2 separate regions of the Homo sapiens genome follow, and region 1 is linked to region 2. A link is a loop called in an ENCODE intact Hi-C map of the cell type or tissue named here. Cell type or tissue: GM12878. All regions are shown on one strand. Links, peaks and the distances in the headings refer to the core of each region. The heading gives the core; the rest is flanking DNA. Region 1 holds the start of LINC01967 (long intergenic non-protein coding RNA 1967). Region 2 overlaps LOC105377008 (a long non-coding RNA gene).

Region 1 (17,058 bases), core at 5,387-13,386, 82 kb before region 2:
TCTAGAGTTTAACAGAAGCAGATCTCACTTTAGTGAGCCATGAAAACAATTTCAACTCTGCTTACCTTGGCTTCTTTGAATTTCAAGCAGAGGAGGTACCGCAGTCCATTTTAAGTGAGACCAGAATCTTCTTTCCTCTTGCTCATTCCTTTGTAAGCTCCTATAAAATAAAACCACCAGATTCCCAGAAGATAAAAATCCATTCTCTCCCTCCCCCTCACATAAGTGCATCCTCACGTATTCACAGGCTTCTGCAGATTTTAATAAGGTCCCCTGTGTGGATCTCTTCAAATACGGGCAAAATACTCAGAGTGAGAAAATGTCACATCTAATCAAGGGTGCTATAAATGCAGCACCCGTGGCAGGCGGACAGCTCACAAGTGGCTTGAACCAAATCACAGTCTTTCTCTGTTGGAAACCAAAATTGAAGAAACTCATTTTGGGTCTTCATTTTGGTTATTTCAATTAAATACTCAGGGTTTTTTTTAAAAGGAAAAGTATATTGGAATTGGGCAAACGGCATATCCTGCTAATGGTGACAGAACCTCAGAACTTTATTTCCTGGAGGAAAAAAAGTGTTTTAGAGACCAGTGAGTGCTCCCTTTAAACATAAACACCTAAACATAAAGGCACAACCACCCCTAGCTCCCCAATTCTTTCTGACGCTACATTTCTGCTTATATTACTGTAACTCAGTTGTCTTCACCCTGGAGTTCTTCAGTCCTATGGCTTTAAGTCAACATTCCATGTTTTGCAGATGTCCAGAGCTTCTCCCAGTATCTCTGAAAGGACTGGTTCAGGACAGTGGTTCTTAACCCAGGTGATTTTGCCCATAGAGGATATTTGTAAAAGTGTAAAACCTGTTTGATTGTTACAACTGGGGAGAAGAGTGGTGCTAGAGGTAGAGACCTGGGTTGCTGCTAAACATCCTATGATGTTCAGGATGGCACCTCACAACCAAGAATTATTGGGCCCCAGATGTTAATAGTGCCAAGGCTCAGAAACCTTGTCCTAGGGATTTGTATTTCTGTTTAGGCAATCTCCATCACAGCCATTGCAGGCTGCTTCTCTCTTATCATGAGGTTCTGTCTGCAGGCCTTGGCTTGGACCTGAGCCTCTGCTAGTTTCACTGACTGCAGCTCTGAGATTTTGTCCTGTCTCTGTGAGATGCTGCTGCCACTATGTTGATATCAGTAGAGTGTTGAGTTAGGAAACATTACAGTCCTCTTTATTAGACTTGCCCTTCATTCCCCTCTCACATAAAGGTCTCATAGCCTTTGACTGAAGTTTTGGGGTCAAAGAGGGAGAGAACTGCAGAGTTCAGTCAAGAGAACAAATTAATATATATTCATTCAATTGTCCTTTAATTTAATTTTTCTCCAAAGACATTTCCCTGCTAGGACTTTCACATGGTCTGTCTTTTCTCCTGAGAACCTGCCATGTAACTTACCTCTCCTTGCCCTCAATCTGCAGCTGTCAGTCCTGATCTTCCCAACCCTTGCATTCCCAAATCTTCCTCCTTTATTATGCTTTGATCTCTGTCTGCATAGTCCCCACCCAAACAGCTTTTGATCTATTTCTGCATTTGAAAAACCTCAGAATGGCGTTTGCTAAATCCAAAAGCCTCCAACTTCAGTATTACACACACACACACAAAACTCACAGAAACTTATAAATTACAGTATTTTCTTAAACATACTGTGGATCAAAATTTCAGTCAGGGATCCCTCTGAAACAAGTCTTTGAAGTCTGAGAGGAGAATAAAATTTTATTTTCTCCCTAATGGAGCAAGGAGAGGATATGTGGATTTTCTTTTGTTTTATATTACTAGAAGAGGAAGAGTTAGCTCCAATGACTTGTTTCCATGGCTCTATGGTTGGCCCAGACAACCTGTTAATACCTAGGTGTATCAGTATTCTATTTCTATGTAACAGATTTCCATGTGGTTAGCAGTTTAAAATAACATCCACTTATTATTTCACCGTTCTGTTGATCAAAAGTCCTGCATGACATGATTGGATTCTCTGCTCAAGGCATCACAAAGCTGAAATCAAGGTGTCAACTGGACTGAGTTCTCTTCTAGAGTCTCTGGGGAAGAATCCACTTCCAGATTCATTCAGGTTGTAGGTAGAATTTATTTCTTTGCAACTGTAGGACTGAGGTAGATATTGTCTTGACAGCTCTGCAGGGGTAGGTGTCAGCTCTTACAGGCCACTCTAGCACTTGTGGCACCCCTCTTTTCAGCAACAGAGAACCTCCTTTACATCATATTTCTATCAAATAAAGTCTCTTTGATTTTTCCTTCTGCTACTGGCCAGAGAAAACTCTCTGCTTTTAAAGAGTTTGAGAGTTAGGCTTGGCCCACCTGGATAATCTCACTATCTGGAGGTATAGTCTGTCATATAGTGTAACTGAGTCACAGGAGTATAAAATCCATCACCTTTAGCCCAGGCACAGTGGCTCACGCCTGTAATCCCAACATTCTGGGAGGCCGAGGTGGGTGGATCAAAAGGTCAGGAGATTGGGACCATCCTGGGTAACATGGTGAAACCCTGTCTCTACCAAAAATACAAAAAAATTAGCCAGGCATGGTGGTGGGCACCTGTAGTCCCAGTACACGGGAGACTGAGGCAGGAGAATGGCGTGAACCCAGGAGGCAGAGCTTGCAGTGAGCTGTGATCGCACCACTGCACTCCAGCCTGGGCGACAGAGGGAGACTCTGTCAAAAAAAAAAAAAAATCCATCATCTTTAAAGTGAGGAAGCATGTTCATCAGGGGGAAGGAAATTTAGGGGACATTTAAATATGCTGCCTGCCACACCAGGTATTGTGGAATAAATTATGCCCCAAATTCATATATGAAAGCTCTAAACCCTAATGTGATTGTAATTGGAGATAGGGCTTTTAAGGAGGAACTTAGGGTTAAATAAGATCATAAGGGCAGAGTCCAAATCCAATAGGATTGGTGTCCTTTTAAGAAGAGAGAGACACCAGGAGTGCAAACTCTCAGAGGAAAGGCCATGTGGAGAGAGCAAGAAGGCAGCCATTTGCAAGCCTCTCCAGAGGCCTCTGGAGAAACCAACCCTGCTGACACCTTGATCTTGGACTTCTAGCCTCCAGAACTGTCAGAAAATACATTTCTGTTTAAGCCATCCATTCTGTGGTATTTTGTTATGGCAACCTTAGTAAATAAATTAACTGGACAATAATATCAATGAAAACCTAATTTTTAAAAATTTGGAATTGAGATGGTAGTATTCTTTGATGAAGTTTGAAATACACAAGCCAATGGAAACACACATGCACCAAATGGGGAACCAGGATGTGAGAGAAGACAATGTGAAAATTGAGATATAATGGTATGTATCAGAAAATTATGTATAAATACAATCTAGTATAAATCAATGTTCTAAGATATGTACTAAGTGCTAGGGAACACAGAGAAAGTAAAATTGCCATCAAATGGGACTTAGATACTTTCACAGTGTAGGGCACATCCCATCTGGCAGGGTAGGAAGATCTAATCATAGGTTTAGAAGGATGTGGTATGCTTCGTGTCTATATGGTGATATGGTTTGCATCTGTGTCCCCACCCAAATCTCATGTCAAATCATAATCTCCAATGTTGCAGGTAGGGCCTGGTGAGAGGTAATTGGATCACAGGGATGGATCCTTCATGAATGGTTTAGCACCATCCCTTTGGTGTGGTTCTCATGATAGAGTTCTCATGAGATCTGGTTGTTTAAAAGTGTGTGGCACCTCCCCACAACTTCCTCCTGCTTTGGCCATGGAAGACAAGCCTGTTTCCCCTTTGTCTTCTGTCATGATTGTAAGTTTCCTGAGGCCTCCCCAGAAGCTGAGTGGATGCCAGCATCATGCTTCTTATATAGCCTGTAGAACCGTGAGCCAATTAAACCTTTTTTCTTTATAAATTACCCAGTCTCAGGTATTTCTTTATAGCAATGTGAAAACTGAATAATACAAAAAATTGGTAAAAGGAGTGGGACATTGCCATAAAGATATCTGAAAATGTGGAAGGAATTTTGGAATTGAATAATGGGCAGAAGTTGGAAGAGTGTGGAGGACTCAGGAAAAGAAAGGAAGATGAGGGAATGCTTGGAATTTCCTAGAGACTTGTTAAATTGTTGTGACCTAAATGCTGATAGTGATATGGACAGAGATGACGAGGCTGATGAGGTCTCAGACAGAGTTGAGGAATTTATTGGGAACTGGAGCAAAGGTTACTTTTGTTATGTGTTAGCAAAGAACAGGATGGCATTGTGCTCCTGCCCTAAGGATCTGTGGAACTTTGAAATTTAGAGTGATGATTTAGGGTATCTGGGGGAAGAAATTTCTAAGCAGCAAAGTGTTCAAGATTTAACCTGGCTGCTTCTAAGAGCTCATATGCATGAGCAAAGAAATGAGGTAAAACTGGAACTTATATTTAAAAGGGAAGGAGCATAAAAGTTTGAAAAAATTGCAGCCTGGCCATGTGGCAGCAAAGAAAAGTCCATTTTCAGGGGAGCAATTCAAGCCACCTGCAGAAATTTGCATAACTGAAAGGAAGGCAAGAGCTGATAGCCAAGACAATGGGGAAAAGGCCTTGAAGGCATTTCAAAGAACTTTGTGGCAGCCCGGCCCATCACAGGCCCAAAGGCCTAGGAAGACAGAATGATTTCCTGGGTCATGGCCAAGGCCTCCCATCTCCTGCTGCCCTACGCAGTCTCAGGACACTGCTGTCTGCATCCCAGCTGCTTCAGCTCCAGCTGTGGCTCAGAGGGGCCCAAGTACAGCTCAAGTGTGCAAACTGTAAGCCTTGGTGGTTTCCATGTGGCATTAAGCCTGCAGGTGCACAGAATGCAAGTGTTGAGGTTTGGCAGCTTCTGCCTAGATTTCAGAGGATGTATAGAAAAGCCTAGATGTCCAAGCAGAGGCCTGTTGCAGGAGTAGGACCCTCACAGAGAACATCTACTGGGACAGTGCAGAAGGGAAGTGTGGAGTTGGAGCCCCCACACAGAGTCCCCACTGAGGCACTGCCTAGTGGAGCTATGGAAGAGTGCCACCATCCTCCAGACCCCAGAATGGTAGATCCACTGACAGCTTGCATCCTGCACCTGAAAAGCTGCAGGCACTCAACACTGAGAGCAGCACACAACTGTGAGAGCAGCTGTGAGGGCCGGGCCCTGGTAAGCCATAGGAGCAGAGCTAACCAAGGCTTTGGGAGCCCACTCCTTGGGTCAGTGTGGCCTGGATGTGAGACATGGAGTCAAAGGAGATTATTTTGGAGCTTTAAGATTTAACAACTGCCCTGCTATGTTTCAGACTTGCCTGGGGCCTTTAGTCCCTTTCTTCTGGCCAATTTCTCCCTTTTGGAATGGCAACGTTTACCCAACGCCTGCATCTGCATTGTATCTTGAGAGTAATGTTACTGTTGTTTTTGATTTTACAGGTCCATAGGAGGAAGATACTTGCCTTGTCTCAGATGAGTCTTTGGACTTTTGAGTTAATGCTGGAATGAGTTAAAACTTTGGAATACTATTGAGAAGGGGTGATTGTATTTTGCAATGTGAGAAGGACATGAGATTTGAAGAGGCCAGAAACAGAATGATACGGCTTGTATCTTTGTCCCCTCCCAAATCTCATGTCAAATTGTAATCTCCAGCGTTGGAGGTGGGGTTCGGTGGGAAGTGATTCGATAACGGGGGTAGATCCTTCATGAATGATTTAGCACCACCCCCTTGGTACCATTCTCATGACAAAGTTCTCACGAGATCTGATTGTATAAAAGTGTGTAGCACTTCCCCTGGCCCTTTATCCTGCTCTGGCCATGTGAGATGAGCCTGCTTCTCCTTTGCCTTCCGCCATGATTGTAAGTTTCCTGAGGCCTCCCTAGAAGCTAAGCAGATGGCCAGCATCATGCTTCCTATACAGCCTGCACAACCATGAGCAAATTAAACCTCTTTTCTTTATAAATTACCTGGTCTCAGGTATTTCTTTACAGCAATGTTAGAGCTGATTAGTACATATGGTTTCTGGTGAACATTTATTATTTCTTGTTTGTTGACTAATTTAGAAAAACACCAGTCCAAATGGAGTTTTCTGTTTAAAAAGAGTAAAAGTACCCAAAGGGATACTAAGAAAGAAAGGGAAGATACTAAGAAGGTGAGAAACCTGCATTTTCTTCATTTTATATTTCTGGCCAATCTGAATTACATAGTGATTATAAATTGCTTCATAATATAGTGTTATAAAATTATATAGTGATTATGAATAGCTTAATAATATAGTTTTATAAAAGATAGAAATGAGTATTTTAAAAGACATGCATTGACAAATTAGTTTTTAATTATTTTATTTTTTGCCCTCACATTGAATAAGTGATTTCCAAATTGCAATGATGATACCCCACAGACATGGCTAACAATTGTCAGTTCTCATGTGTGCATGACTCAACATATAGTCCAATATTTGCCATTTGTTATCCAGTTCAACTCCATGAAATTTGTTCACACATTTTAGAAAAAAAAGGTCAACACTTTAAGGCTTATAATTCTCCAGTTCAATTGTTAACACCCTTAGAGGAGATATGCAGATCCAGGGCCATCTCATTTCCGGAACCTAAAAGGTAATATGGACCACTTAAAAGTTGAAGGTCCCATATTCCTGTCCTTGCATTTAGAAATGTAATCAGGAGTAAGCAAGGATCTTAGGTATTCCAGCTGATCATTTAATAAAGCAAATGTCCAGCTATAAGCTTCAGACACATTTTAGAACTCTTGCAAAGGCTAATATAATCATACATGTAAATTAGGCAGAGGATTTTTTTTTCTCAAAACTTTTGAAAAGGAAAGGGATTGTTGTGAAATTAACCATAAAGAAGGTGGGCAGGGAATGGCAAAGGTTATCCTGCATGATGTGTGACTAATCTCTAAACTAACTTCTTTTAGAAGATAGTGACCTTAACCTTGGCCATGGGGGTTGCCAGGTCTTTTATGTCTTTGAGGCACATGTTGTGTGTGAACCTATATTTCAAAGATAGAGATCAATGAGAGTGTGTTTCTGGGTGTAAGATTTCCTGCAAATGGGACTTACATACTTTCATAATGCAGGGCTATGGGAGAAGGTGCCTTGTAAGGGATGTCTTGAAGTAAGTCCCTTGAAAGGGACATTTGGATTTTCCAGTAGATTTAAAAGGCATAAACAGTTGATTTCCCAGTCAGCTTCTGGAATCTCATTGCCTTTCTCCTCTCCCAGCAGCAGCCAAAGTCCTGACCATCAATCTATAACTTGCAGAAACTTCTAAGTCTCATAAGCAAAGCTTCCTGCCTATAAATTGATGTCCCTGAGTGCACAGCTATTCTCTACATCCTATGTTTCCCAGAGGACAGTGTTTAGAGATCTCTAGAGGAATTTCTCTCATTGGGAGTCACAGTTGATCTCTTAGCCAGTATCACAGCTCTCTTTTTTTCTGGCCAATGGCTGTGACTTTAACTTTTAGCTGACACTATGAACCAGAAGTCTGAATGCATGAGTGAGTGAATGAGTAAGTAAATAAATGAATGAATGAATGCTGGCTGGTAGAAGCTCAAAATATAAGCAAAAAAAAAAAAATCCACACATTTCCATGCAATCACTTCACCAAGCATTATCATAGGGAGTTCACTGACATCTCTGTCTCCTTTCTCCACTTCAGGCATCAGACCTCATAAAAATGAAAAAGATCTTCTATTAATGAAAGGTTGGAACGTAAAATAGTACAGAAAGTTTTGTTAAATTCACTATAGCTTCCAACTACTAGTTTTTGGTAGCTTCTTTGGCATTTACACAAAGCTTTGTGTAGTATGTGTGGTGGTGGATTTTTCTGGTTTTCTGGATTTTTTTCTTTGTTATAAAATTTGTTCATTTTAAGAGCCTGTATGTTTGCATACAGGAAGTTTGTGTGGTAAGTTATATGCATGTTATCTTGAACCATTTATTACATTAAATGGAAAGAGAGGAAAAATATTTTTGTTCCTGTTATTCCCAAAACCATACAAGACAAACGGGTTTTGTCACGCACATGACAATTTCTCTCCCTTCTCAGCAGCATGGAAAATTTGAACTCTATTAACCACAAAAGCAAGATGTATGGCGTCTAAGAATTTCTCACTTGCTGTCCTTGTAGATAATTTTTTAACTGGAAGAGAGAGGTTTAAAGGACTATGACTTAGGTTCACCTGACGGACACCAAGTTTGGGAAATGGAGGGCAGATCATTCCCAACCAGGCGGGTGTCCCTTGCAGCCCTATGCATGTGACCACAGCTCTTGTATAAGGGCATCATACTGATATTGCAACCAAAGTTAACTTAAGGTTGAAACTCAAAACTAAACTTAAAGGAAACCAGAGCCTATCACAATTGAGCAAAAAAAAAAAAAAAAGGAAACAGTGGGAGTTCGTGTGGACAGAAATTTTCAAGTTTCCCACTGCTTGTATTTGTCGGTATCACATCCAAAGTCCCCACCCACCCACCCTCTCTCCCTCCATCCCAAAGTGATGCCAAGGGAAACACATACAGGAACATATGCACATATATCTATAGAAGGAGCACTGTAGGGCTTTGCCAAAGTGGTTTTGATCACAGCAGATCATTTACTTAGCTTTGTTTAACACAGGGAGTTCCCTTAACTTGCTGTCCTCAGAGTAAGTTTCAGCACCTGGCAAGTGACATTTAATTTTGTTCCTTTGAAAGGGCACACAGAGGTTATTACCACCCAGTTCCCAAGTTGCTATCAGGACTTGAACCCATGTGAGAACTAATGGCAAGCCACACAGCCCTTTACCTACCTCACACCCACACATGGAAACCTAGCTCAGTTTGGGCTCATCTTTGAGGGCATCTTATTTGAAAATCTGTCCCTGCAAAGGTATCCATTCCCCAGGATACTGTAAGAATGAAAGCACAATGTAAGTTCATCATGAGCATAATTCCTAACATTTATTGAGCACTTACAATGTGATAAGTCTTGTGCTAAATGCTGCACAAGGATGAGCCCATTTAATCCTTATAACAACCCTATGGTGTAGAGGAAACTGAGGCACAGAGAGGTTACATGACTTGCTTAGGATCATACAGCTGTTAAATGGAGAATACAGGCAACCTGACTCCTGAGCTTATGCTCTTAACAAATATATTCTTCAGGCTCCATTTAAATACTTTTGTGAGAGAGAGAGAGAGAGAGAGTGTGTGTGTGTGTGTGTGTGTGTGTGTGTGTGTGTGTGTCCAATATGTATATGAGTGGGTTTCTGGAAGGGAGGTGCAGGAGGTGACACAAGGGCAAAAAGAAATAGAAGAAGAAAGATATTCTTCTCCAAGAAGAGCCTTGGAGCAACTCTTCACGGACACACTTTTCGTTTATAGTCTAAAGGGACCCTTTTAAATAGAGTATCAACAGTAGGCTGCTGGTAAGATGTATAGCAATATCTCACTCTCTCCTAGTGGCAATTTGGGAGACCAATTCAAGAAAACATCATTTACCAATTACTGGGGTTTCTAAGGAATTTCTTTGGGAAAGGTGTGAATTGCAGCAAAAAGTAAATCCTACCATTTTCAGATCCCAAAGCTTGCTTTTTCCAGCTCTTTTCTGTGAAGGGACATGGAAGGATTAAAAAAAATCCAAAACCCAAAAACTGTATCTCCATCTCACACCATCTCTTCTTTCTTTCTTTCTTTCTTTCTTTCTTTCTTTCTTTCTTTCTTTCCTTTTCTTTGTTTTTTCTTTTCTTTTCTTTATTTTTTTTTTTTGAGATGGAGTCTCACTCTTGTTGCCCAGGCTGGATTGCAATGGTGAGATCTCCACTCACTGCAACCTCCGCCTCCCAGGTTCAAACAATTCTCCTGCCTCAGCCTCCTAAGTAGCTGGGATTACAGGTGCCTGCCACCATGCCTGGCTAATTTTTGTATTTTTAGTAAAGACGGGGTTTTGCCATGTTCCCCAGGATGGTCTCAAACTCCTGACCTCAGGTGATTTGCCCATCTCAGCCTCCCAAAGTGCTGGTATTACAGGCGTGAGCCACCACACCCTGCCATACACCATCTTATAAAAAGAAACTTCATCCTCTTGCTTTGATTTTTCTCCCCAAAGTGATTTCTATTGTCATTGAGACTTCACAGGCAACAAGGGAAGGCTCCTGTCTAGTTATTAAAACATGAGCCCTTCCTCAGAAAGTAGCTCATTCTAATACCTTATTGGGGAATTTAAGACATAATACCCAACAGTAATCTTGTGAATTTAACAGACTATTGCTTTGTAGGTTCAATCGCCATGTCTCTCTTTTGTGCTTCCTCCTTAGAACTTCTACTAACCTCAAGGAAAGTCCTATGTGGTGAAAATATAAAAGTTGAAAACAGTTTGCTGTATTATATTTCTATTACAGATTACTGCTAGAAGACCTTAGACATCATTTAATGCCATCTTCCTTGGGGTCGGGGTGGGGGTGGTGGGGGGCGGGGCAAGGAGAACAAGGCCTAAATATGTGAGCTGAATATCCTCAAAGCCACATGTTGTCTCAAGGTTTGGTCCTTCTTTGAATCCCACTTAGTTTCTCACGTTTACTGAGTATCTTATATGCCCCCATTTCATTAAGATGGCCATAGACTGTTCAATATGAAAAAGATTGTTCAGAAGTTTTCACTGAATCAATACAAATTTTGGACTCACATTCTTCTCTCTAGTGTTTTTCCAAAAAAGACCTAAGACAAAGTCATTTTAAAAAAGGTGTGACTCAGTTGGCCATACTTAAATGTTAATAAAATCCTATTTTGATTTCATAATACACTACTAGAGATAGTTTCCAAGTTAGATTAATGCAATTTCTTTACTGTACTGATCAGTAAAAGTTTTTTACTTAGTAGAATTGAGGTAAAGAGGCAAAAGTAGAAGCCAAGAGCTAATCATCAATGTGAGGTCACAGTGGTGACTACAGGCTGCGTGAGAAAAGAGAATTTGCCTATGTTATTTACCACAGTGAACTAAATATTAACAGTGTATGGTAAGTAGTAGGCAATCAACACGTTTTGGTTAAATAAATTAACAAAAAGGTGATGGGGTAAGGAGGATTTCCTCATATATTTCTATATGCTCTGGCTACTACGTTTCCCCAGTTGCCCAAAGACAATGTGTTCTTAATGGATCATGGCACATCTCATAGCTGGAACAGACCAGGTAAATAGCAGCTTCTTAAAGAAAGAAACTGAGAAGACAGTATTATTTGGTGCTTTAAACTGTGATTTATTTGCACAATGATGGGAAAGGTAGAGCTGGCTCCCAAGAATGGTTCTCAACTTCTCCACCTTATCAATGCTGTAACATGATAAGACATGTTATCCCTGGATAATATCTCCTGCTTCTCAAGGTTGCCTTCTCTAAGCCTCAGGTTCCACATGTGTGAAATGTCAGTAACTCTAATTAAAGGTTGTAAATGAGGAAAGGTGCCATTTCTGAATCAGAAATTTTGGCAATCTCTGGAAAACACAAGGAGAAACGACTGACTGATTTGAAAAAAAAATCAAAGCATGAACTGACAAGCCCAAATTGCACCATGAGTAGGGTGCAATGCAATTCTTCTCCATGGAAACTCAGCAAGGGCTGAGTCAAGTGGTGATCTCTGAGATAATTTATTAAAGAGCAGTTGAATAAGCATGGCTGTTGATCTCTACACTCATTTATCTGTCTGCCCATATTCAGCAGTTGGTCATGGTTTTCTGTCCAGGTTAAAACTATGATAATGGCCTCCAAACAAATCAGAGACTTTGTTTCAGGGATAAAAAGTGAGCATTTTGACAGGAGAGAAAAGTAAAGCATGACTATAAATTCAGGTATAAGATAGAAAGGTAGCTCCTTCTTGAAGTGCAAAGCGTTGAAGCACATTACCTCCTAAGTTTGGCAACCATGAATGAAGGTGCCATGCTCTTGGCCCTCATCCTTAGAAAAGCCTAGATTTTGTCATTCTCTGTTCACTGGAGAGAACCTTCCCAGTGAGAGCAGAGCCTACTGCAGAGATAATACTTTACTTCTGCTGAGGAAAACCCACATTAGCTGCGTGTATTAATCACCCCATGCTTGAATTTCTAAAAATGAGTATACAAGCAATAATCCCAAAATATTTGGAAAGACATAAATAATAAATACAGAAAAATTAAAATCTGGAATTCAAAATAATTAAAATAATTCTAGAGGGAAAGGAAGGAATGAAAGTACACCAAACACTTGTTTGAAGGGTGTGGGTTGTAAATATTGATTTATCTTCGATAATAGGAAAATATGTTTATATACATTAAAAATACATGGCTGGTCAGGTGCAGTGGCTCAGACCTGTAATCTCAGCATTTTGGGAGGCCGAGGCAGGCAGATCACTTGAGCTCAGGAGTTCAGGACCAGCCTGGCCAACATGGTGAAACTCTGTTTCTACTAAAAATACAAAAATTATCCAGGCATGGTGACACACATCTGTAATCCCAGCTACTTAAGAGGGTGAGGCAGGAGAATTGCTTGAACCCAGAAGGCAGGGGCAGCAGTGAGCCAAGGTCACTCCACTGCATTCCAGCTTGGGTGACAGAGTGAGACTCCGTTTCAAAAAAAAAAAAAAAAAAAAGAAAGAAAGAAAATTACATGGCTAAACATGAGCTACCTAGAAATAGGATGTAGAGATTCCAAGATGCTTTTGTAAGACACAGCACAACACAAGCACAAAACTGAAAAGGGGACAAAGACAACTCCGTCAATCCAGTGAATGAGAAAAAATTTCATATCAAATAGAAAATAAAACAAGATGACAGAAATAAAATCAAATACACATGTAATCACAACAAAAGGCAATGGCTTGAACTTCCATCAAAAACAAAGATGTTCAGATGTAAAAGGAAAAAAGTACATATGTAGTTTATAAGAGAAATACTTTTAAATTGGTTTGAAAATATTAAAAATATGAAGATTTATAAACATATATCAGGCAGAGGATAAAGAGGCAATTCATGAAAGAAGAAATATAAATCGTCTGTACCTCTATGAGAAGGTACTCAATTTCTAGCAAGGATAAGAAGATTAACTAAAATGACCTTGAGCTACCATTTTCCACCTGTAATAAGATAAGTAAATTTTTTAAACTATTGTCGATAGCCAGGGTTAATAAGGATGTGTAGAAACAGGCATTGCTAATGAAACTATTAATTGGCTGGGATTCTCCGAGTTATGGGGGGCTACATGGAAAGGGAACAAGAATGGAATGATCCCACTGACTTATCTCCAGGATAAAGACTAGGAGTCTGGACAAAGGTATCCAGAAGACAAGTTGAGTTAACAAGTCATGTCATCATAGAGGGTAGAGACCCAGACTCAGCTCTGATGCTTCCTTACTTTGTTCTCTAGGGCAAGCCTCTTTGCTAGAACATGCTTCAATTTCTCCATCTGCCTTAGTGTTCTCTTCAGATAAAATGAAATAGTATATGTAAAATGCTTTATAGAATATAAAAAACTGCACCATGTGTGACATTATCATTTTTTATAATAATAAAAATTGTATTTACATGCTCCCACAAGAAGGACAGGAAAGATTAAATGTCTATGAAATTGGACAAAATCTGGCTACCACTATCTGAATGCTTTTATCCTCCCTCAAAAATTTTAAACATTTAAAAAGCAGCAATTTCAGCATCCTTGGATAGATCCAAATATATGGTCAACTTGTTTTCTTTATAGAAATACAAGAAGATGCTCCCCTGCTCCCCCACAGCTGTGCCTGTCTAAAGCATTCACAATCACTGGGTTTCTTACAGAGCCCACTTAGGAGAAACCAAAGAAAGTGCTTTTAGCAGCTGGGTCCCAAGCCTAGGCCACAGGTCTCAGTGTAGCTCGTCAACCCTGAAGTGGGAGGTAGGGACTCAGGATTTTGGTTATACCTTCCATTGTCTGCCTTTTACTGTCACAGTTGCTGTTGTTTCTAAGGGTGACATCTGAGCAGGCTTTCAACACTGGGGAGAAAGAGATTTCTACAATCTAGGAATGACAGGGCTTCTCAGAGGAAATGAAACTTTCTTCTTTAAGACCCTTAGTATCATCTTCAAAAGTCAGCTCCTCCACAGAAAATTTTTATTAACCTAAGATATTCCATTTGAGAGTCATCGCTCTATAGAGCAGTTTTTTTAAATGGTATTGGGCAGATACCAATATACTTGAGGAATAGTTAAGACACTGGGCTGGAATTCTACATCAGCCTCTTACATCTGCAAACTTGTGTATGATAATTCAATTCCTGGTGCCTCTGATTCTTTATCTTTTCTGCCACTAGTATGTGGCAAGTACTTGATAAATGGTAGCGTTGGTCTTTGTTATTGTCTCATTAGTACTTTACTTCTATTCAGGCAGAGTCATTATTTCACTAGCAACATTAGTAAAGGAAGACAGTAGGCAAGATAACATCTAGTTTCTCACACCTGGGAGAAAAAGACCAGATGGCCTAGGCTATACTTACAGACAAAGACAAAGAAAAGCTGGGCTGCTGTGGGTAAAATTGTTTGAAAATGTTAAGACATGCTAAGTGCCTACTACCAGTTGAGTCAATTGAGAGGCATGGCTGGGAATCAGATTCAAACTGCAGTCAATCTAGATTTTAAAAGCTTCTTTAAACAAATCTAAAAGTGACAGAATGACTTCTCTTTTCTGATAGGTAAATTCAAATTCAGATCCATAACCATAAATTATATGATCTGCCAGTTCTACTAGAGTCATGTCTTTTCATGGAGGCTTTCCATCCCCTTCCTGACCCAGTTTCCAGTGGAAAAAGTGGAGGCCATTTGTGAATAGATGGGGAATTTCAGCAGAGAAATAGAAATTATAAGGCAGAGTCAAGTGGGACTACTAGAAATAAAATCATGATAACAGAAAAGAACAATGCTTTTGAAGGGCTCATTTGCAGGCATGATATAGCCAAGGAAATAATCAGTGAACATGGAAAGAGATCAATAAAAATTACTAAAGCTGAGAACACAGAGGATAAAAAAAGTGAGAGAAGAAGAAAGAACAGTGCACTCAAGAGTTATGGAACAATATCAAACATTCTAATATATAATTAATAACTCAGAAGAAGAGAGAGACTGCAGGGAAAAATATTTGAAAAGATAATGAAGAATTCTCCAAAAATAATAAAATATGTCAACCACAGATTTAAGAAATTTAGAGAACCTTAAGCTGGATCAATATGCCCTCCCCAAATACACATACACTCCCCGCCCCACACACAAAAACAGACATACCTAGACATATTAAATCCAGACTTAATGCAAAGATAAAGAGGAAATCTTGAAGGCAGCCAGACGAAAAAAGAAAGAAATACATATTACTTACCGAAAAATAAAGATAAGCAGATTTCTTGACAAACACTATGCAAGTCAGAAGAAAGTGACATCTTTAAAATACTAAAAATGAAAGTGGCTATCCTAGTATCCTGTAGCCAGTGAAAATACTTTTCAAGAATGAAGGTAAAATAATGGTCTTTCAGACAAATAAAATTAGAAAGATGTTATTACCAATAGGCTGACTTTACATGAAATGTTAAAAGAAATTCTTCAAGCAAAAGGAATATGACACTAGATAGAAACCTAGATCTACATGAAGAAATAAAGAGTTCTGAAAGTAATTTAAAATGGAAATAAATATAAAAATATATTTTCATATTATTCATCATTCTAAAAGAAGTTGACTGCCTAAACAAAAAAAATAGCAGCAATATATTGGGGGTAAATAGCATATATAAAAGTAAAATAAATGTCAACAATAGCATAGAAAAAGGAAGAGAAGAGTTGGAAGTAAGACCCTTACACTATGTGATATTCTGTTATTTAAAAATAGACACGAAAATTATATATATACATAGTAAATTTTTAAATGACTTTAACCTTTATTTTAGATTCATGAGGTACATGTACAGGTTTGCTACATGGGTATATTGCATGATGCGGAGGGTTGGCTTCTAAAGATCACATCGCCCAGATAGTGAGCATAATACCCAACAGTTAGTTTTTCAACCCTTATGTCCCTCCCCTCCTTCCCCTTCCTATAAGTCCCCAATGTCTATTTTTGCCATCTTTATGTTCATAAGTACCTAGCATGTAGATCCCACTTAAAGCAAGACCATGCAATATTTGTTTTTCTGTTCCTGCATTAATTTCCTTAGGATAATTACCTCCAGCTGTATCCATGTTGTTACAAAGGACATGGTTCCATTCATTTTTATGGCTGTGCGGTATTTGTGTATATGTACCACATCTTCCTTATACAGTAAACCGTTGATGAGTACCTAGGTTGATTCCATGTCTTTGCTATTACTAGTAGTGCTGTGATGAACATATAAGTATGTGTCTTTTGGTAGAACAATTTATTTTCTTTTTGATACATATCCAGTAATGGGGTTGCTGGGTCAAATAGTAGTTTTAAGTTCTTTGAGAAATCTCCAAACAGTTTTCCGCAGTGGCTGAACTAATTTATATTTCCACTGACAGTGCATAGGCAGCTCCTTTTCTCTGCAGCCTCACCAGAATCTGTTTTTTGATTTTTTAATAATAGCCATTCTGACGCGTGTGAGATGATATTTCATTGTGGTTTTGATTTGCATTTCTCTGATGATTCGTGTTGCTGAGCATTTTTTCATATGCTTGTTGGCCGCTTATATGTCTTCTTTTGAGAATTGTCTGTTCATATCTTTTGTCTATTTTTTTATGGAGTTATTTGTGTTTTGCTTGTTGCATTGTTTAACTTCCTGATAGATTCTGGACATCAAATCTTTGTCAATTGTATAGGTTGCAAATATTTTTTCTCATTCTGTAGGTTCTGTTTACTCTGTTGATGGCTTCTTTTGCTTTACAGAGTGCTTTAGTTTAATTAGGTCTCACTTGTCAATTTTTGTTTTTGTTGCAATTGCTTTTGAGGACTTAATCATGCATTCTTTCCCAAGGACAATGTCCAGAATGATGTTTTCTTCTAGGATTCTTATAGTTTGAGGTCTTATATTTAAGTCTTTTGTCCATC
Region 2 (17,058 bases), core at 4,983-12,982:
GGTGAGGGACTTCTTGCTGTGTCAAAACATGGCAGAAAAGCAAGTAAGTGAGCACTCAAGACAGAAAGTGAAATGGGGCCAAACTTATCCTTTTATCAGGAGCCCACTCCCATAATAACTAAGCTACTCCCATAATAACGGCATTAATCAATTCCTTAGGGCTTCACCCCCAGGAAGTAATCACCTCTTAAAAGTCCTACCTCTAAATACTCTCACAATGGCAATTAAATTTCAATGTGAGTTTTGGTGTCATTCAAGCTATAGCAGGGAGAAAGCAAGCTTAAGCAGAGGGAAATGTCAAACTGGGAAGCAGACCTGACAGATCCTTGGCCAACCTGGCAGGGTACTCTGGCTCAGCATTTCTCTGTCTTGGGCCAGAATGTGTGGGCCTGTACACCACTGTCTTGCTCAGCCATAAGATGCAAGATGCCACAGAAAGGATGTGACCTCAACCAGGTCAGCTCTCTGCAACTGAGGCCAACCCTAAAAGAGCTGCCAGCTGGAGGTAAAATTATGAATGCATATTGTTAACTATTCCAAGTGACAGTGGCTGTTTCTGATTTCCTTTCTTTATTGAGCTAGTCAAGATATTATTTGCCAAATAAATGACTACATACCATGTTTTGGAGGCCCTATTTATCTGCAGTAGCAAAGATCACATTCAGCATAATGGCTGCAATCAGAGCTAATACTTCATTGTGCTAATGGTACTTTTCAGTAGGATTTCTCAACCTCAGCACTACTGACATTTTGGGCCATATAATTCTTTGTCATAGGTGGCTGTTCTTTATATCATAGGATACTTAGCAGCAACCCTGGATTCAATCCACTAAATGCCAGTAGCATCACTACACATATACACAGTGGTGACAACCAAAATGACTCCTGATATTGCAAATGACCCCTGGGGTTCAAAATCACCACCAGTTAAGAATCACTGATTTCAAGTTGCCCTTCAGAATTCATCTGGTTTCTGCAGCACCAGAATGCTCAGTCAGATGAAGATATGTTGGAAATGATTACCCCTGCATCCCTTAAATCTTTAAAGTTATTACTAATCTGTACTGTAGGCTTCCCGCTTCCAGGATGCAATATTGATTTTGATTAACTATCTTGGTCATTGGGTGGGCAAATTTCAAGGCTTCTACTTGGCTTTCTCCACTATGATTGCTCTTACTCCATAGACCACAAAATCCCAATATGGGGGTCACAGAATCTGACAATATGTCCAACTCAATGACAATTCAGGGGCAAGGGAAGCAACTTCCAGGAGGTCTATAGACCCAGTGGATCCTGTAAGAAATATGGTGGCCAGGACTCCATTTATCACCTGCCTGCCATTTGTTCCTACTCTATCCAGGGGAACATGATGACACTTCATGTCTTTGGCCATCAGCGTCAACTCAGACCCTATGTCCATACATCTTCAAAAAGTATGGAAATTATCCTTACCTCAGTGAACAGCTGCCCAAGTAAGTGGCCATAAGTACCTTTTAAGGACTGAGGGAGTAATTATCATGTATACCTGTTATGGTATTATAGGATCTTCCCTGCTTTGGACCAGTTCACCTCTTTGGTCAATGGATTCTGAGTTTGAAACTGGAATGGGGATTGTGACTTTTCAGTGGGGGTCTGCTCTCATTTTCCTGGTCAACAGCTCTTGATTTCTCCTGCTGGTACAAGCTGAGTAATACCTTTGTTGGATACCTCTTTTGTCCTTAGTACTCACATTACATTAGCTGTCTCAAAACTCTCTGCAAGTCAAGCTGTCATGGCTAGCACTTCAACTTTGCCAGTCATAATAATAATTGTGCCCCTGGCTTCTGGGGGTCGAGCATCACCACTGACCTCTGTTTTTTGTGTTCCATTATACCCATTGCTATTTGGGAGTCAAGTTCTGTAACAGCCTTTCTTATCATCAGTCCTGGCAATCCCTACAGCTGGGAAGAAAATGCTGTTTTGACAGAGATGTGAGCTGCACATCTCTGTGTCTACAACATAGGGTTTCATTTTAATCATACTAGATAATGTAATTATTAATTTAAGATGTTTTGCTATCTAAAGTCACCATTGAACTTTCTATTACCTATGGAAAAACCTGAGTCCAGAATTTTTCCCAGAGTCAGGGAAAATTTCTCCCCAGTGAATATATTTCAAAGACTAGAAGAAAAAAATAAGGATGCATTTTTATTGCCTCTCGTGAGACATGCTTGTTTAAGCGTCTGTTTACCTATGGTAATATCGGACAAAACACTCTCTAAGGCTAAAACCATTACTAGAGATAAAGACAGACATTTTCTAATAATAAAACATACAATTCATGGGAATATTTCTTAAAGTCTAAACTTTTATGGACATAATAACACACCCTAAAATATATGAAGCAGGCCAGGCATAGTGGCTCATGCCAGTAATCTCAGCACTTTGGGAGGCCGCGGCGGGCAGATCACAGGGTCAGGAGATCGAGACCATCCTAGCTAACACAGTGAAACCCCATCTCTACTAAAAATACAAAACATTAGCCGGGCGTGGTGGTGCATGCCTGTAGTCCCAGCTACTTGGGAGGCTGAGGCAGGATAATCACTTGAACCCAGGAGGTGGAGGTTGCAGTGAGCCGAGATCACACCACTGCACTCCAGCCTGGGCGACAGCGAAACTCTGTCTCTCTCTGTCTCTCTCTCTCTTCATATATATATATATATATATATATATATATATATGAAGCAAAAACTAAAAGAAGTAAAAATACAAATTTACAAATCCACAATCGTGGCATGATTTTACCATACTCACTGTCACAGTTAACAAACAAATAGATCAATAAGCCTATAGAAAACTTGAACATCATAATGACTGTCCTGATCTTATAAGCATATATAGAATCCCAAAACCAATGATTAAACAGTACACATCCTAGACAGAAAGTTTATGAAAATTCATCACTTGCTAGTCTACAAAACAAATCTCAAAATGTTTTGATACCAGGTGTCATGCAGATTATGTTCTCTAACCACAATGCAAAAGAGATGATTTTTTTTTAATCTAAAAAGCCAACATGTTTAGTAAATGAAAAAACACATTTCTAAGTAAGTCAAAAAATATATACTGGAAATTGTATGGGCCATTATAGACCATCCTAAACTAATGCCTTCATATTAAAAATGGTGAAACCAACACCCGGGGTAGTTAAATAAATTGCTCACACTCACATTGTAAGTTGGTAGCAAATAAGGGGACAGCAGTGTGTAGTTCAGTGCACAGGATTTAGGGCACAGGCCATGACTTCAGACTAGTTCCTAATCCTCCATTTACTAACACTGTACCCTGGGACAAGTGACAAACCTCTCTGAACCTGTGTTTTCAGTTAAGATAACAGTATCTCCTTTGGAGGCTTGCTTTGAAAATAAATCGACACAATGAATGTAAAAGCCTAGAAGGCAATTGAGAAGGGGAATTGCCTTTAGCAGACCCCAGAAAGTGTGGGAACGTTGCCAGTGATCCCAACTGAGCTGAAGTTTAAAGGGCTAGGTCCAAATTAAACGTGCAGTGGGGCAGAGAATGCAGTCAGCAGAAACCAAGAGCATCCCCTGGAATGAAGTGGACAAAGGCATGCATAGGCAAGGCAAGACAACGTAAGGTAGGTGGCCATACAGCTGGGAAGGTACAGGCCATGCGTCTGGCATACCCATGGAAACCATAGGCAAAAGAGCAGCCACAAGTCTGAGGCCACCAACACCAGCCCTGCCTGAGAGCTCCAAGGATGTGGGGGTGATGTCAGTAGTTTCCATTTTGGCTCCCCAGGAAAGTTGGCCACAAGGCCTTCCTATGGAATCTCTAGGGAGAATTATTTCTAATTTTTAATATTTATGGAAATGCAACCTTCTAAAGAAATGTCTCTCACATAACATCAAGTATAGTGTATTCAGTGAATAAGTTTACTTATTTGTAAATTCAGTAAATATTTCTGGAGCCCCTTCTATGGGAGAGATATGATGTTAAGTACATAGGAACTCAATATCAGTTGCTTGATTAGCATTGCCCTCTAAGAATCTTTGCAGCCAATTGCACGAAAACAACATTAAGGGCTATATTTGTTGTTTATTGCCGCAATAATACTGTGTAACAAGAAACTACCAAACCTCAGTGGCATACAACCATAAACGTACATTTTGTTCACAAATGTATGGGTTGGCTGGTGGTTTTGATGATTTGCTCTGGGATCAGCTGGTCTCAAATGAGCTGGCTCATGCATCAGCAGTTAGCTGACAGATTGACAGGTCTAGGATGTCCTCAATGGGGGGACTCAGCTCTGTTCCGTGTGGTCTCCATCCTTTAGCAGGCTGGGCTAGGCTCATTCACGTGGTGAAAGGTCCAAGAGACAGAGCGAAAGTACACAAGGCTCAGGCTCAGTGTTTGCAGTGTTCTGTTGACTAAAGCAAGTCACAAGGTCAGCCCAGCTTCAAAGAGTCAAGGAGTGGGGAAATAGAATCTACTTCTTGAGAGGAGGTGCAAAGTCACGTGGCAAACAGCAAGGACAGAGAGAGGGGTAGAGAATTTGGAAACATTTTTGCAATCAATCTATCACCAGGGCTAAATTACTCCTTGGCAGAAGCTACAATGGTGATGACATAGAAAGTAAAGTGGATGTATATCTCATAAGAAGAGTGAGTATTCCCTTAAAAAGCTGCATGTGTTTTCCACTTAAAGCAGGGGTCCCCAACCCCAGGGCTGCAGACTGATACTAGTCCCTGGCCTGTTAGGAACCAGGCTGCACAGCAGGAAGTGAGCAGGGGTGAGTAAGCATTACCACCTGAGCTCTGCCTCCTGTCAGATCAGCAGTGGCATTAGATTCTCATAGGAGTACATACCCTATTGTGAACTGCACATGTGGAGGATCTAGATTGAGTGCACCTTATGAGAATCTAATGCCTGATGATCTGAGGTGGAGCAGTTTCATCCCCAAAACCATCCTTCCAATCCTACCTTCCCGTCTGTGGAAAAATTGTCTTCCAAGAAACCAGTTCCTGGTGCCAAAAACGGTGAGGAACCACTGCTTTAAAGGAATCCATACCTCCAAACAAAGGTCAGATACAAAGAACTAAGTTGATATATGAAATAATAATCAATGAAAGAAATATAAAAACAGTTGCTGAGGTTTCATGAGCTAGGACAAATCTAACTTTAGACTTGAAGATCTGAATCAAATTATTCTGTACAGAAAGATAACATTTCTAAAACCCAACTTGTTTGGGTTGGATACAGAGCAAAATATTGACAGACAAATTAATGAATGTGAATGGCAACATATTTTGGGTAAATATTCTCATTTAGACTGCATGGTTCTAACATTTAAATAGTAATAATCTTTTAAGGACTATGCCTTCTGGTTCAGAAAATAAAGTCTCTGCTTTTTGACTGAATATCTAAATTATATAATGAGTCTGGAATATCACATCTTATGCAGTTTTTATGGATGCAAGTGCCTTTTTGTATTGTATGTTTGGTACAAAGACATAGCATTTATTACAGCATGGGAGAATAAAGGTAGAAATCCTTATGAGCATAAAACAGCATGAGAAATGTAATTTTCACTTCCAGCACACTGAAAGATACATTATAAACACTCTTGAAGATGCTGTCAACCACCTATCCAAGAACCAGGATTCCAGAGGGATCAATCTATACATTTTAAAAAGTAATTTTTAACTCGTTAAATAGTACATTTAAAATTCCTGATAAGCAAGACTTTATATTTTGAGGAACAAATTAAAATATATTTATTATTTTTTAATTATAATTTCAACTTCTATTTTAGATTTGGGGGTACATGAGCAGGTTTGTTACATGGGTATATTGCATGATGCTGAGAACCTCTTTTTTTAGAGCAAACAACATGTCATGTAATTTTGCTTGGCTTCTTGCACATTTGTTCAAACTTTGCCCCACTCTCCACTTGTAAGAAATAAAAATTACGGAATAAACATTATCTAAAAAGAAATGCTTATACAACTCTTTTCAGGAACAACAGTAAACTGTATTACTGACAGAATCAGCAACTTAATTAAAAGTCTATTAATGCTGGTGTTAATAAACCTGGCATATTTTCAGTTTAGATTGACACTACTCAAACTGATACTTGGTAATATGTCACAAAATCTGGATGAGAATATTGGCTATATGAATTAAGCTTTGATTACTTGAAAAATCTTAGAGGCTATTACAGATGCTCCATAATCAAATTGTATTTTTTAATAAATATACTCTACTTAGGAAGCCAAAATGAAGTAATGGGCTGTGTACTATTTACCTTCTGATTAGAGAAAAGTCACCAATACAAAATTATTCATGACATTAAAGTTTTAAGTAAACAAACAAATTTATTTTTTTAAGGATGGATATGTGCACTGTTTGGATTTCAAAACTGAATAAGTGGTTTATTACTTTCATTCCTTTTGCAAGTACTTACTGAGCTCCTATTATGTGCCCGGAACTTTTGTAGAGGTCAGAGAAATTGTGGAGTAGGAGACAAAGATGTCATGCTCATGTAATTTACATCCTAGAGATTTTATTATTAAATTTTAATGAGCCTTATTAAAGAATGACTGGAACACTGTAGTAACACGATGGCTTGTTGGAAAGCTATGATGATGATCTAAAATAAAAGTTTTGACAAAGGTTCAAGTATTTCTAAAGAGTTGTGTCAAATAAACCTGTATGTCAGTTAGCACCTCCTTGCCTCTAATGTCCTCAACCGCTAGCAATTCCTATGTTCCAGAAGTTCAAAGTACTATATAAAGTTTCTGAGTTGAGAGAGGGAAATGATGGCTTGTATTCTCAGAGCTAGCGCAAGTTTCAGACCCCTGAATTCTAGAAGTTTTTTCTCTTCTACTAATTTCACTATATGGAACTCAGTCCTGCCTTACTTTCCACAACGATGATGTGCATCATTTCCTAAAACTGCCTGTTTGCACTGCTCTCAAGGCACACTGTCCTGTTTTCTGTTTCTTAAAGGTGCCAAATGACTTCAACTTCAGGGGCCTTTCACTTGCTGTTCCCTCAGCCTGGGATGGGATCCTCCCAGATATCTGCTCAGGTTGCGCCCTCACTGCATCTGGATTACCACTGAAATGCCACCTCCTCTGACCCCCCTATCTAAAGTAACACACATGCACCCTCCCACTCTCTACCTCAATACCCTGCTTTATTTCTCTTTATAATATTTGATAGTAGCTAACATGCTGTATATTTATTTATCTGTTTACCCTCTCTTCCCAACTAGAATATAAGCTCCATGAGATCACAGACCTGGACATAGTCACTGCTGTAACCTCAAAGGCTAGAATATGCTGAGAACATAAAATTTGTTCAATTAATATTTGTCAAGTAAATGAATGAATACAAAAACAAATGAAAATAAGTTTAACAGACTTTCTTGAAAAGTTCTGGGCTAAGATGAAAGAGGAGCTCAAACTACACTAAGGTAAATAAACTTAAAGGGAATTCTAAGCATCCACACTCTTAAAAATGTCCTGTGGCCACTCACTTCCCTTTCCCTTTGAGATGCAAAACAACATACTCCTGCCCTTGTTTTACAGCTGAGTTCCTCCCTTCCTTAGAAGTTCCAGCACCAACTCACACCGAGACTCTCTAAGGGCTCACCTTCTGCACAGTCACTTCTTCATGTATTTTTCCAAAGACAGTTCATTCCTTTAGAGAAAATTACTAAGATCTACTATTTAAAAGTTAAAAATCTTCTTCACCTCATTGCATGATTAATTAAAAGCAATGCAAAATCTAATTTTTGAGTTAAACATTTTTCCAGATAGAAACCATTTGTCTGGTTAAGACATGTATGTCAAAGACTATCCTAATTCCATCAAGTGGGACTTTAAACCATATTTACAGCTTGAATTTTTCTGGGGGGAAAAACATATTTAGATGAGTCTAAGATAGTGGGAGCAGTGAATAAGACACCAGGGGATAGAACTGCTGAGTGAGAAGTAGCACAGGGAGTTTCCTTGTAATGATAAAAGAGCTCTGTGTCTTGATTGTGGCTGCATGAATCAATACACAGGATAAAATTACATAGAACCACACACATGCATGCACACGCAGGGAAATGAGTTCATGTAAGAATTGGCAAAGTCTGAATACTACTCAGTTTTGTATTGTATTTTACCAATGTCAGTTTCCTGATTTTGATATTGTACTATAGTTATGCATGATACTGCTATTGGGAGAAGCTGGGTAATGAGTACCCAGGGATCTCTGTATTATTTTTGCAGTTTCCTGTGAGTCGGTATTTGTTTCAAAATAAAAAGTATAAAACAAAACACAAAACCACAATTGAAGTATCTGTGAAAGAAGTTTCAAAAAATCTATTTCAGACCTAAATTGTGATTCCAAATATAAATATATGAACTGTCAAAAATTTTACAAATCTTTTGGAAAAACAGGGCACACAAGGCATGAATGAGAATGAATTGCATATTTTCTTTTCTTACACAACTGTCCAAACTAAAGGCCTTCCTTCACTGAACCTGCGTTTGGTATCACCACATTTCAGGATGCAGAGAAAAGTGTTAGGCCTGGGAAGGGGTTATTCCCATCAATCTACAGGGGTTGGGAAGCCAATTTGTGGCTCTTAGTGTCCTGCCTATTGGACGTTGGTGTCTTCTATTCTTTGGGGCCAGAGTTGACAAATTTTAGAGGATCATTATATTCACGTGCTGATAATATATTAACCAGCTGTAGTGACAATTGCTGTGATGTAATATAATGTTCTTTGATTATTTTCAAAGCCAAAATTCCCTTTGCCTTATGTGTCTTTAGAAGGATTGGACTTCCCTTAAGAATGCATCTTTCTTGTATGTCAAGAAAGATCAATATTTTAAAGAAAAGTTCTTAACCATCTTACTAGGAGTATGATGACTACACTAGAACGAAGCCCTAATAAATATCTGATCGTATTGTTCAGTGAGATAGAATGCTTCATTTTGTTCATCCTAAATTTGGAATATGTTACCTGTAAACTATAAATGCATCTGGAAGAAGAGAAAGAAATAGATTAGGATGAGAATAAATTGGAAGAAAGGAGAAAAATCCAGACAGTGAAATCCAAATAAGGTCTATATTTTAGTTAACAGTTTATTCAAATATCAATTTCCTGGTTTACACGACATAATATAGTTATATGGCATCTTTGGGTGAAGCTGGGTGAAGGGTGTATGGAAATTATTTGTGCAAATTCCTGTGAGTCTTAAACTATTTCAAAATAAAAAATGATTTAAAAAATTAGAAAGCAAAGAAGCTAAAAATACAGGGTAACTCCCAACACCCACAAATTAATTTACTGAAAAAAGCTTCATATACTGCCCTTAGCTACAGATGGCCAGTGACTCCAAAGCAGATTTTACAGTAATAACATCTATTTTCTTTTACTGGCTTCTTATTAAGAGCCAAACACTATGCTAAATGCTTTATACACATTTTATTTAATCTCCACAACAACCCTCTCATAGGATCAGTTAATCTTCCAAAGAGCTATTATTCTCATCTTCACCGTACCGACAAAGAAACCAAGATTTATACAGGTTCATTTTCCAAAGCCATGTAGCCAATAAGTCATGGGTGTAGGAATTGGAGCCAGTCTCTGTGACTTTGAACTTCATGTGCTTTGTGGCACAAGGGACTTAACTTCCTTCCTTTCTTTTGCTAAGATTAATTTTGCATTATCTTTAATTGGCACATAATAATTATACACATTTATGGGATACAGTGTGATATTTCAATACCTGTATACAATGTGTAATGATCAAAATCAGGGTAATTAGTACATTACCTCAAACAATGATCACTTTTTGGAGTTGGGAACATTAAAAATCCTCTCTTCTAGCTATTTGAAAATATAAACTAAATAATAACTGCTAATGATAGTTACCCTACTGTGCTGTAGAAAAATTAGAACTTATTCCTCCTACCTAGCTATAATGTTCTATCCATTAACCAGTCTCTCCCTATCTCCCTCGCTGTATCCTTCCCTATCTCTAGTAATTACTATTATATTCTCTATTTGTGTGTGATCAACTTATTCAGCTTCCACATAGGAGTAAGATGTAGTATTTATCTTACCCATGCCTGGCTTATTTTACTTAACATAATGTCTTCCATGCTCATCCATGTTGCCACAAATAACAGGATTTCATTCTGTTTTTTTAGTGACCATACTTTCTTGATACCTACCCAGTGGCTTAGATAAAGAAAGTAAAATTATTTTGTTTTCCTATGGAGAATATACAGATTTAATCAGACAGGCTCTAGCAAATCCTCATTTCCTTACATAGGCCCAGGGAGGGAGAAGGCAATGTCCCCTTTGAAGAAAGTGGTCACAGATGGTTCCTTCCTCATAGGTTTCTCTCCTTTGTGTCCTATGGACATAATACACTGCCCATAGCTCACACGACCATGAATTCATAATGTAACATAGACTACCAACTCTGTTGTTGAGGCTGCTAAGTCTGAAGTTTGGTTGACTCTGATGCACATCAAATTGGGGTCCTGAGTTCAAACTAAGAGAGTCCAGCTGCTTATGATATGGAATGGTGTGGGAACTCTGCCCAGCTGTAGTGCTCAGTATTAGGTGGTTATTAAGTAACTCAATTATATCTTCCTTTGAGGAATTTTGAATACTAAACACACAAAGAGAAACAGACACAGCAGAGCGAATCAGAAACAGGAAAAAGCAAGTCCTGAGAATAGCGTTGTCTTCAGGCAAAAGGTCAATGACCACAAGCTGCTGAGAGAATGGCTAGATTTTTAAAGATACCCCTGAGTCATAAATTGCAATTATTGATGCTCCGAGGTTCCAAAGGTCTGATTATGTCATTTTTTCTAGTTTTCCTTACTTTTTGTAAATCCTCACCTATTTTGGTTTTATAAATAGGAGTTTCTCTGAAATTGGAGAAACAGAGAGAGAAGTTCCTTGCAGTTAAGAAATAGAAATCAAAAGAACATACTTCTATATAAAATTCTTAAATATTTTTCACAACCAAAATAGTATTGTGTCCAAGATTATAAAATCATACATTTGTTTTCACACAAAGCAACTGTTTTAACTTTTTTTGAAACTATTTCAAACATAAATTATAAGAATAGTACAAAGAGATTTTACCTAGATTTACCCATTGTTAACATTTTGCCACACTTGCCTGATCATTCTTGCTTTAACTGTATATATGCATACTGATTTTTCTGAACCATTTGAGAATAAATTGCCAATATCATTCCCTATTACCCCTTAATCATCATTATTTATTTCTTAACAGTATTATTTTCACTTAAGCACGATGTAGTTATTGTATTTAAAAAATTTAACATTGATACAATATAGATATTAGATAATATAGATATTAGCTATTAGATAATATCTAATCTATAGTAAATATCTCAGTTTCACTAACTGTCCCAATATGTCTTTATAGGAAACTTTTCTGGTTCAATATCCAGTCTAAAACCACACACTGCGTTTAGTTGTCCTATTTTTTAGGGCGCCTGTAATCTGTAACGGTTTCCCAGCCTTCCCTCTTCTTTCATGATATTGACATTTTTAAGATTACAGACAATTTCTTTCATAGTACACTCTCAACTTTTGGCTTGTCTGATGTTTTCTCATGATTAGACTCAAGTTTTTTTTGGCAGGAGCACTATATATGCAATTTCCTTCTTCGTGCATCACATAAGAGGCATATGAAGTAAGCTTGAAAACCACCACTGTTGCAAACTTCATGGTAATATTTGACCCAGACAAGAATTATCAGTGGATGCTAAGTTAGTGTGTAAAAATTTGATGAGAAACAGAATATTTACACAATCTCAAAGTATCTCCTTATAAATACTTACTAATCTTAAAAAAAGAAATAGTAGTTTTGCAACGGAGAAAGATGGTAGATACCACCTTAGCAAAGTGATCAGAATCATATATTCTTAAAGATAATAACTAAGTACATAGAATATTCCTTGAATATGTTTCTCGTTTTATTTTGTATCATCTACATGGAAAATTACATACAGAAATGAAAACTAACAAGAAGAGATAGTGAGACAAAATACAGCAGCAAAGAAATAGCACCTTCCTTTCACATAAATCCTAAGTAAATGGATCTTATAAGGTGAGATATTTCTACATTAAGTTTCTAGACTAACTAGAAAATAAGTACCCAGAAGTCTGCCTGATAAATTTCAAAACCAGAAAGGGCATGCATCTGACTCCTATGTTCTTCATTTGTAATAACACTTGTAGCCCCAGGGATGGGAAGGGGGCTAAGATGTGATATTCAGAAACTACTGGGTTTCTGAGCAAAGGTACTATGTGGGCCTTAAAGAGAAAAAGGAAAACAAAGACAGCCAGAAGACCTGTAATTAATAGCTGTACCTGCAAAACCAAAAGACTTGAAAAGAGCATGGAAAGATCTGCTGGTCACATTTCCATTTCAAGCAGAAATAGCATACAGCACTGTTCAATAAATACTTACCATCTTTTATGTGCCAAACAATGGGATACCCTTGGGAATCCAAACATTTAAAAAATATCAACCCTTTCCCCTAGATTTTACCCTTTAGGAGGGAGAGTGAATTGGAAGCATTTGGCTGGGGGAAAGCCAATATTATAGGCACTGTGATGAGAAAAGTCGAGAGTCCAAGACTATGAAGTATTCAAAACGCCTTCATAGAGCAGGTAATGGTTGATCTGGCCTATTGGGGAAATTGATAGCAGTTCAATGTGGCTAAAGAATTACTCTTCTCATGACACTTCTTAGGCAATTATTATGAGGCTTTGTCCTAATCAATTTGCACATGTTAATCCATGTAACTCATAGCAATTGAGGAGATAGATGCTATTATTATCTCTCCATTTTACAAATGAAAGTGCTAGAGGAGTGGGATGAAGTGTTGTGCTTAAAGTTTTAATCAAGAGTCAAATTATGGAAAGATACATGTCCTATACTAAAAGGTTTGAAGTTTATCCTACAGTCTGTAGGATAAAATGTATTGTAGATTTTTTAGAACAGAAGTGACATGTTTAGATTTGCATTTTAGAAATTTATTCTGGCAGCTGTGTAAATGGTGAATTAGAGTTAGGCAAGACTGGGAAAAAAGGAGCCAACAAGAAAAGAGAGGAGACAATTACAATAGTCCTATAGAACAAGAAGAGGACATAAACTATGGCAGAAGAAGAGGGCTAGAGAGGATGGTTTGATAACAAAAGTTGTATCAGTGGGATTCATGATTGATAGGAATTCCAATAAAGGAATTTACAATTTTTCCCAGGATCTAGTTTAGTCTATTAAATGGTTTCTAGTGCAACTGATTGAGTCTAAGTTTATTGGTCCAGTGCCCACATATGGTCATTAGCTTGGATTAATCTCTCTGGTCACAGACCACACCACTTATCAGACTTCAGTTATAAGGGGCACTGGGTGACACCGGATGTTTCTGGACAAATCACTGCCTCTGATAGGGAGGAACATCCAAAATACATATTAAAATGTAAGCAGGTCTGTCAGATCAGTAGAATCACCTTATTATATGGAGTGCAGTGCATGTCAGAAACTTCAGGGAAAGTGTTGAACACAACTTATTTCTGCATGTCTTGTGAGCCATGCACTCTCCAACCTTTTCCCAGAATATCATTTCAAAGATTTTTGTATAATGAAAATCCTTGGAAGATGGAGATCATATCTCCCTCCAGGGCAAAGGGTAGGTTTGCTTATAGCTTCGGAAGCCAATATCTTCCTCCAAAGTGAAGGGCTGATATGTTTATTGGCCAGCAAAAATAAATTCACATTCCCTAAGCTCAGGGCTGCTCTCCTGTAACACAACCTACTGCATCCGTCTAGGCCCGTATTGCCCTTGTGGGACTTAAGGACAAAGAGAACAGGCCAAATATGCAGATACTCATGCTGCCTGCTGTGCCGTGCCTAATAAAGTCCTCTGTCTCTGACCCAGAGAGTCTCATGTTTTCTACCAGCATCCATGAAATTGTGGCAGGCTAACTTATGAGGTTTTAAGGAGGTTAACATCATGGACACTTTACAGTACTTGCTAGAAAGTTACTCAAGATTCCTAATCGTGGCACACTCAGTGTGAAAGAGTGACCAAACTAAATAGTTATTGAGCTTAACAAATTGTACAGTCTTTTCTGTAAACCTTTGCTGAAACCATATCCCCATACGAGCCCAGAATCTTGCCTAAGATGTAAATAAACTCACTTTCTTGGTGATTGATTTCAATTTTCGTAATTTTTTAATAGAAGTGATAATGAGCAAGTTTGACCTGCCAAAAAACCCTCACAGAAAAACAGGAAATGATGGCAATTCTCAGATGTCTATTTCAGTATTCACTAGTGGAGACTGTTCTTCTTTTCTAAAGGAACAAATTCCCTGGGGGTCTGAAGATGACTTAGAAAGTGCACAAATAACTTACCTTGAGATTAAATGTACAATGGCTGTTATCTGAAATGAATTTCCTTTGAATTTCAGCTAATATACAGAGGTGCTAAGCGGGGAGGCTTGTTCTTAGACTTATTTAACCATATTATGCGTGTGGCAAGATGGTGGCAACTGAGACTGGATCTTAAGAATGTTGGAAACATCAATGAGTTGATTCTGGAAAAACTGTCACTTAAAAGTTATAAAGCTCTTCTACCTTTTGTGAGGTAGAGACTAGAATTTATTTTTGAAGCTGTTTGACTTTTTGTTTGGGGAAAATGACACACATGTAGAGAAAGATTTATGAAATGCAAATATTTGAGAAGGGCAGTTCCAAAAGCCACACTGTTCTGAGAAATGATGTAAAACCTTATTTTTATAGTGATTACAATGCATCTCTTAGATTATATTGTTAAAATAATTGAAAATGTTTGTTTTTTGGAGCAGGTTTAGGTTTACAGAAACAATGAGCAGAAAATACAGAGTTTCTGTATGTCCTCTCACCCCTCCACAGACAGTTTCCTCTATTGTTAACATCTTGCATTAGTATGGGACATTTGTGACAATTGATGAGCTAATATCGATACATTAACTAAAGTCTACAGTTTACATTAAGTTCATTCTTATTGTTGCACATTCTTTGGATTTTGGCAAATATACAATGACATGCATCCACCATTACAGTATCATACAGAATAGTCTTACTGCCCTAAAATTTCCCTGTGTTCCACCTATTCATCCCTCACTCCTCCCATCCCAGCTTCTGGCAACCACTGGCTTTTTTTTTTTTTTTTTTTTTTTTTTTGAGACGGAGTCTCGCTCTGTCGCCCAGGCCAGACTGCGGACTGCAGTGGCGCAATCTCGGCTCACTGCAAGCTCCGCTTCCCGGGTTCACGCCATTCTCCTGCCTCAGCCTCCCGAGTAGCTGGGACTACAGGCGCCCGCCACCGCGCCCGGCTAATTTTTTGTATATTTAGTAGAGACGGGGTTTCACCTTGTTAGCCAGGATGGTCTCGATCTCCTGACCTCATGATCCACCCGCCTCGGCCTCCCAAAGTGCTGGGATTACAGGCGTGAGCCACCGCGCCCGGCCCAACCACTGGCTTTTTTACTATCTCCATTGTTTTGCCTTTTCCAGAACGTCATATATTTGATATAATACAATAGATAGCCTTTTCAGATTGGCTTCTTTCACTTAGCATTATCCACTTAAATTTCCTCCATGTCTTTATGTGGTTCATTAGCTTATTTATTTATTTATTTATTTATTGAGACAGAGTCTTGCTCTGTCACTCAGGCTGGAGTGCAGTGGCATGATCTTGGCTCATTGCAATTTCCGCCTCCCAGGTTCAAGTGATTCTCCTGCCTCAGCCTCCCGAGTAGCTGGGATCACAAGTGCCCGCCACCATGCCCAGCTAATTTTTGTACTTTTAGTAGAGACAGGGTTTCACCATGTTGGCCAGGCTCGAACCCCTGACCTCAGGTGATTCGCCCACCTCAGCCTCTCAAAGTGCTGGGATTACAGGCGTGAGCCACTGCATCTGGCCTATTTATTTATTTATTTATTTATTTATTTATATTTCCTGAAGGACACCTTGATTGCTTCCAAATTTTGATGATTATGAATAAAGCTGCTATAAACATCCATATGAAGGGTTTTGTGTGGATGTAGGTCTTCACTTCGTTTGGGTGAATACTAAGGAGTATGACTACTGGAGCCTATGCTTAATTTTGTAAGAAACTACCAAACTACTTTTAAAGTGGCTATATATTTTGCATTCACAACAGGTAATTTTTTTTTAAGGTATTGATTTAGACTGTCTTCTATCTGTATTTTCCTTAGGAAGTGTGTGTGTGTGTGTGTGTGTTTTCAAACAATTATTCCTAAAGGATTAGGACAAGAGATTCCAAGACAGCTAAAAGATATTGTGATAGGCAGAATAATGCCCCGCACAAAGTGGCTGTGCCAGAATCTGTGAATATGCTATGTTATGGTACATGTAAGGCAGAATCAAGATTGCAGTTGAAATTAAGGTTGATAATTAGATGACCTTAAAATAAAGAGATTATCTTAGATTACTTGGGTGGGCCAAATGTAACCACAAGAGTCCTTTAAATGTGGAAGAGAGAGTCAGAGTTACAGTGATGCAGCGTGAGAAAACAGGGGGCTTTGAAGAGGGAAGTGAGCCACAAGCCGAGCAATACAGGCAGCTTCCAGAAGCTGGAAAAGGCAAAGAAAGAGATTACCCTCTAGAACCCACCAACACCTGGTTTTTAGCTCAGAGAAATCCATTTTGGACTTCTGACCTCCGGAACTGAAAGATAATAAATTTGTGTTGTTTTAAGTGTAAATTTATAGTTTGTTACTACAGATATGTAGCCTAATCTTCCTATCATCTCGAACTGGGGGAGAGATTTTGAAAAGGGTCTAGGTTGGACTGTTCATGACCCACATGTAATTCCAAGATTGAATGACTCAGAATTAAAAACATATGTCTACATAAAAACTTGTACACAAATGTTCATAGGAGCACTATTCACAATAACTAAAAAGTAGAAATAACCCAAATGT

Evidence for each region. Hi-C counts contacts between places; a loop is a spot of excess contacts. Peaks named below come from ENCODE experiments on the same cell type or tissue, not always from the same donor. Only the 100,000 strongest peaks of a DNase experiment are listed, where the experiment ranks them.
Region 1: it touches region 2 in a loop (3-fold over the local background); 2 of 110 quality-filtered maps call a loop at or near these places.

The regions. Positions count from the first base shown.
Region 1 is chr3:28,028,444-28,045,501 of GRCh38, forward strand. It overlaps LINC01967 (long intergenic non-protein coding RNA 1967), which reads right to left and starts at 161. Exons shown (of 3, transcript XR_001740553.2): 1 at 66-161. In GM12878, for the core only: no CTCF peak of the experiment used is centred there; a DNase peak (open chromatin) is centred at 8,760.
Region 2 is chr3:28,110,713-28,127,770 of GRCh38, forward strand. All of the region lies in intron 2 of LOC105377008 (a long non-coding RNA gene), which reads right to left. Among named protein-coding and RNA genes, the nearest start is that of LINC01967, 91 kb to the left of the region's middle. In GM12878, for the core only: no CTCF peak of the experiment used is centred there; no DNase peak of the experiment used is centred there.